Linked DNA regions of Homo sapiens: region 1 is linked to region 2. A link is a loop called in an ENCODE intact Hi-C map of the cell type or tissue named here. Cell type or tissue: heart left ventricle. All regions are shown on one strand.

The links. Hi-C counts contacts between places; a loop is a spot of excess contacts. Peaks named below come from ENCODE experiments on the same cell type or tissue, not always from the same donor. Only the 100,000 strongest peaks of a DNase experiment are listed, where the experiment ranks them.
Region 1: a loop joins it to region 2, with 9 times the contacts of the local background. A loop is called at or near these places in 12 of 110 quality-filtered maps.

What each region holds. Positions count from the first base shown.
Region 1 is chr7:141,365,519-141,368,018 of GRCh38, forward strand. The region is part of intron 2 of TMEM178B (transmembrane protein 178B); the gene reads left to right. It overlaps LOC124901760 (a long non-coding RNA gene), which reads left to right and starts at 1,617. Exons shown (of 2, transcript XR_007060563.1): 1 at 1,617-1,675. In heart left ventricle, no CTCF peak of the experiment used is centred here; no DNase peak of the experiment used is centred here; H3K27ac peaks cover 1,908 bases.
Region 2 is chr7:141,300,309-141,302,808 of GRCh38, forward strand. The region is part of intron 2 of TMEM178B (transmembrane protein 178B); the gene reads left to right. Among named protein-coding and RNA genes, the nearest start is that of TMEM178B, 230 kb to the left of the region's middle. In heart left ventricle, no CTCF peak of the experiment used is centred here; no DNase peak of the experiment used is centred here; H3K27ac peaks cover 1,987 bases.

The DNA.
Region 1 (2,500 bases), 65 kb after region 2:
GATGTTCTCAGGACTAGAGGAAATGTATGTAAAGATCTTGACACAGAGCTAAATCAATGTCACCATAAGTTTCTGTTTTCAGTGGAAGATAAATGGACTGGCCTGGCTTACAGCATATCTCCAATCTCTGCCTTTCTTCCATCACATGGCTGTCTGCTCACTGTGTGCCCGTGTCTTCACATGACATTCTGTCTGCAGGTGTCTGTCTGTGTCTCTTGTCTTCTTATAAAGATACCAGTCATATTGGATTAAGGGCCTACACAACTCTAGTATGACCTCGTCTTACCTGACATCCTAATTACCTCTACAAAAATTACCTGACATCCTAATTACCTCTTTCCAAATAAGGTCACCGTCACAGGTTCTAGGAATTAGGACTTCAGTGTATCTTTTTTGGGGATACAATTCACCCTGCAACAGTGATCTCAGGCAAGTCGTTTAACCCTCAGAATGTCACTTCCATCTTTTGTCTGCCTCTCCCATCTCTTGGAGCAGATCAAATGCAATAATGTTGGGAGAAACGTTTCTATAAAGCATAGAGCGCCTTTATGGCTGTATTAGTGCTTGTTCTCACCCTGGAAGGGATGTGGTAAGGTCAGAGATGATGACTGCTGAGCATGTGCGTTCCTTTGGAGCTATCATAAAAATAAAAGCTTGTAGCATTTATTATTAATAACCTGTTTACTGGATCCCTGGAGACCAAAGAGCCTGCTGATGGGATCCTTTGACACACTTCTCATTTTTCCTCTCCTGACCACTCCCTCTCCTGAAAGCATGTCTGTGACTTCTGGCTCGAAAGGGAAATGAATGTTTTGTTTTCCCTCCCAAAGAAAATAAACGCTATGCAAGGGTCACGACAAATTTGTTTCAAGGAATTTTGCTTTTCAAATCCATGCTGACTCCCTGACTTGGTTGCCTGTTAGACCAAAGGATACATTTCCTTGTGTTTAAGGCCTCTTTGTTTCTGAAGGTTTAAAAACGTGCATGTCTGGTCTGTATGTGCTCAGGGATCATTTGCTTTGGGGAGGGGCTTCTTTGCATTCTTGGCATTTCGACCTCTTTGTCTTCCCAGCTGCCCTTTCTTGTCTGTCTTTGGATTTCTTCTTATCCTCTTTATGGGGCCATTTTGTTTAGTTTTCTATAACTTTTCTTTAACGGCCATTTCCCTCTCTACTTTTCTGCCCCATTTTCCTTCTGCTTTTCTTCTTCACTTCTGCTTCCTTTCCAGAATGTAGATGTCCCTCCCCTCTCCCACTCACGTCCTTTCCTTCATCCGATTTGGATGGGCTCCTTGGCTAACCTCTGGTTAATTTCATTCTAGGGGCTGCTCAGGCTCTCCGGCCCACAGTATACCCTGCAACTCTTCTGTGACAGTTTATAATCTGTTTTATGGACCTGAAAACTATTCAATCTCCTGGCTCCCTAAAGGAGACTGCTGATGCTAAATTGAATGTGGAGGGTCTGGGTGGTGGAGCTGCTCCTTGATGGACAGCTGCTTATTTATGTCCCTCCGTTGTTTGTTGAGGGATTGTGCTGCTGCCATTCAGGGGGAGCCACATGACAGCAGGGGGGAGGGGTGGGGGGGGCAGGGGTGGGTGGCCAGGGCCTGTGAAGACAGCACCAGCCCAGTGGACCAGCAGAGGGAGGAAGGGACTCTTTCTGTCCTTCTCGAAAGGTAGGAATTTCTTTTACAAACCAATTATTTGATAACAGGGTGGGAAGGTACTCCATTCACTGGTTCAGCAATTACCTTTTTTTTTTTTCTTTTGAGACTAAATCTCATTCTGTTACCCAGGCTTGAGTGCAGTGACATGATCTCGATTCACTGTAACCTCTGCCTCCTGGGTTCAAGCTCAAGCGATTCTTGTGCCTCAGCCTCTTGAGTACCTGGGATTACAGGCATGTGCCACTACACCTGGCTAATTTTTGTATTTTTAGTAGAGATGGGGTTTCGCCCTGTTAGCCAGGCTGGTCTGGAACTCCAGACCTCATGTGATCTGCCTGCCTTGGCCTCCCAAAGTGCTGGCATAAGCCACTGCGCCCAGCTGACAATTACCCTTTGAGCTCCTGTTAGGACCCAGGCATGATGCTGGGTCCTGGGAGTATAATGTGAGATAAAACATTTTCTTAAAACTGCAAGATCTTATTGGTCAATACACAAATAATTATAGAAACAAGGTATAATTTCAGGCTATGCTGAACACTGTGGAGTATAACCCGACCTCCTCTCTTGGGAAGCAGAGGGAGGAGACTGAGGGGTTTCCTATGGGACAGGGACCTTGAGCTGAGAGCTGAGAGGTGGTTAACCAAGGGAAGGTGGAGAGGATGGGGTTCCAAGCAGAGGAAAGCACGAATGCAAAGACCTTTAGAGCAGGTCGACCTTGGAGCGTCTGAAGCTCTGAAGACAGGACTTGGGAGCTGGAGAGCATAAAGGCTGAAAGGCCCAAGACCCAAGAGAAGGAGGCAGAGGCCATGCTTATTCTGGAAGAGCAGGCACATG
Region 2 (2,500 bases):
CTTCTGTTCAGCTGCTTGTAGGACATGTCCTCATGGGACTCATGTATCTGTGATCAAGCAATGGTAGTCCTCAGGAAGAAAGGCTATTTGATGAGCTCTCAGTGTGGGAGAGATGAATGAGAAAGTGAGGGAGGATGGGCCACACACCTGGTCCACTAGAAAAAGAGTTCAGGTGCCTTCCTGTCCCAATCCACCCCTCTCTCTGATGAAACAATGGAGGAGAGTGAGAACCTTTGTTTCTCCTCTCCGCGAGCTTGGATCCCTTCTTCTGCTTCTTCTCCTTCCACCTCTTAGTTTCTCGGATCCTCCCATCTCTCATCATTTGTGGCTGATTTCAAAGTGTAGCTAAGTAACAACCTGGAGAGTGGGGGAAAGCTTTTATTTCCAACATTTATCAAGGTTGTTGACCTACACAGGATAGCACAGAATCCCAGTGTCCTGTCCCTTCCAGCTTTTCTCCCAATGCCACCACCCCACTACTTCTTCCCGTTGCCAGACCCCATTCCCATCCTTCCCTCTTTCCTCTTTTCTCTTTCTATGTTCATCTCTGTTTACCCTTCTTAATTTTATTTTCTTTCCAACTCACAATTCTTAGTTTTGTATTGCATTTCTGTGTTTCTAGAAAATTCCCCAGCTGGCCCTGTCTGCCTCTCCTGAATAAGTCCCCTTCCCCCACATCTCTCTTTGGCTTCCAGTCCACTTTCCTGGGTGGTGCAAGGTACTTCCCAACTGCAGAGGAACACTTAACTCTGCTCAAAAGGCTTTGTTCCAGATCCTTCTGAGTACCGCAGCACCTTACTCTGAAATGTGGGTACGTTAGAAAGAATGCTCCACCACCCAGGAAGTGAGCTTATACCTGAAAGACCTGGCAGTATTTGGAGGAAATTGGGATTTAATTAGCATTTCCTTTTATGCCACTGTCAATATGCTTCTGTTACGTTTATGGGGTTGTGTGGGTATCCTCTGGTGGCTAATTACGTGAAATTTCTCTTCTTTGTTATACTTTAATAAACATGCACAATATATAAAGTTGAAACTGGTTCTTTTACCAAAAGTGAGATTCTTAATTTGAATAGGGACTTATTTTTCTTCTCTTTAAGGAGAGGTAGTTTTACGTGTTTATGTTCTACTGCTGGGTGGGTGATATTTGTAAATTTTTTTTTTCTCTTGTAGGAGATAATGAGTAATCAAAACCAGCAACATGTTCTCTTTTTGTTCAGGTGCAGAAAGATTGTGATGGAAAGAAAGCCAAATGGGGACTTAAATTTAGATCGTTCCTGTTGTGCCTGGTTTTCCAATCTCGAGCTAAGTGTGTTTAATTATTCCAAGAGCAGTGTTTCGTAGGTGTGTGTGAAGGTCAGGAACAACTCCACTCCTTGCCATGTGGGAAGTGTTGGCCTCTTTTCCTGTGGTGTGTGGGACCTGTGCGTGTTCCCAGATGTCCTCCAAATCCAGCAGCCACCAACAGACTGCTTGTGAGCACCAGTGCAGAAAGAACTCAAGGGAGCCCCGGGGGGCCCTCATCCCACAGAGAAGAGAGTCCTGAGCTGAATGGAAATGACGCAGTGAGCACCCAAACAACTCCTGGGTTCGAGGCTGTGATGACAGCATCCATTGTTCAGACGAAGAAGTTGAGGCTGGGTACAGTAAAAAGTCTGGGCAGGTGTGGTTGCCAGGGGTTGGGGGAAGGAGGAGTGGGGAGTTAATGTTTAATGGATGTGGAGTTTCAGTTTGGGGAGACAAAAACTTCTGGAGATGGCTGATGGTGATGGCAAATGTACTAAATGCCACTGAACTGTACACTGAAAATGGTGAGGTGCTATGTCTATGTTATCATAACGAAAACAAGGTTTTATAACTACTAGTCTTTAATTTTAAAATGCAAAGATTCAGATGAACGGATAAAACAATGTGGTGTATCCATACAATGGTCCATTATTCAGTCTTAAAAAGGAAGGAAATTATGATGCATGCTCCAACATGGATGAACCTTGAGGACATGATGCTAAGTGACATAAATTAGTCACAAAAGGACAAATATTGTATGATTCCAATTATGTGAGTAGTCCACTTATATGAGTATGCATAGTTATATGAGTAGTCAAATTGACTTTGAGTAGTCACTTATATAAGTAGTCAAATTCATAAAAACAGAAAGTAGAATGGTAGTTGCCATTGGCTGGGGGAAAGAGGGAATGGGCAGTTATTGTTTAATGGGTACAGAGTTTCAGTTTGGGAAGATGAAAAGTTCTGGAGATGGATGGTAGTGATGGTTTCACAACAAAGTGAATGTACTCAATGCTACTGAACTGTACACCTAAAAACATGGTTGAGATGGCAAATTTGCTGTTATGTATATTTTACCACAGTAGAAAAAAAAGTCTTGGCAGGCTGCAAGGTGCCAACAAAACTTATCTACTACTGTCCCACTCCAGTGCTCTTTCCATGAGTGTTAACTACCTCCCTGGGAACACTGTGTACACAGAATTAGAAAAGATTT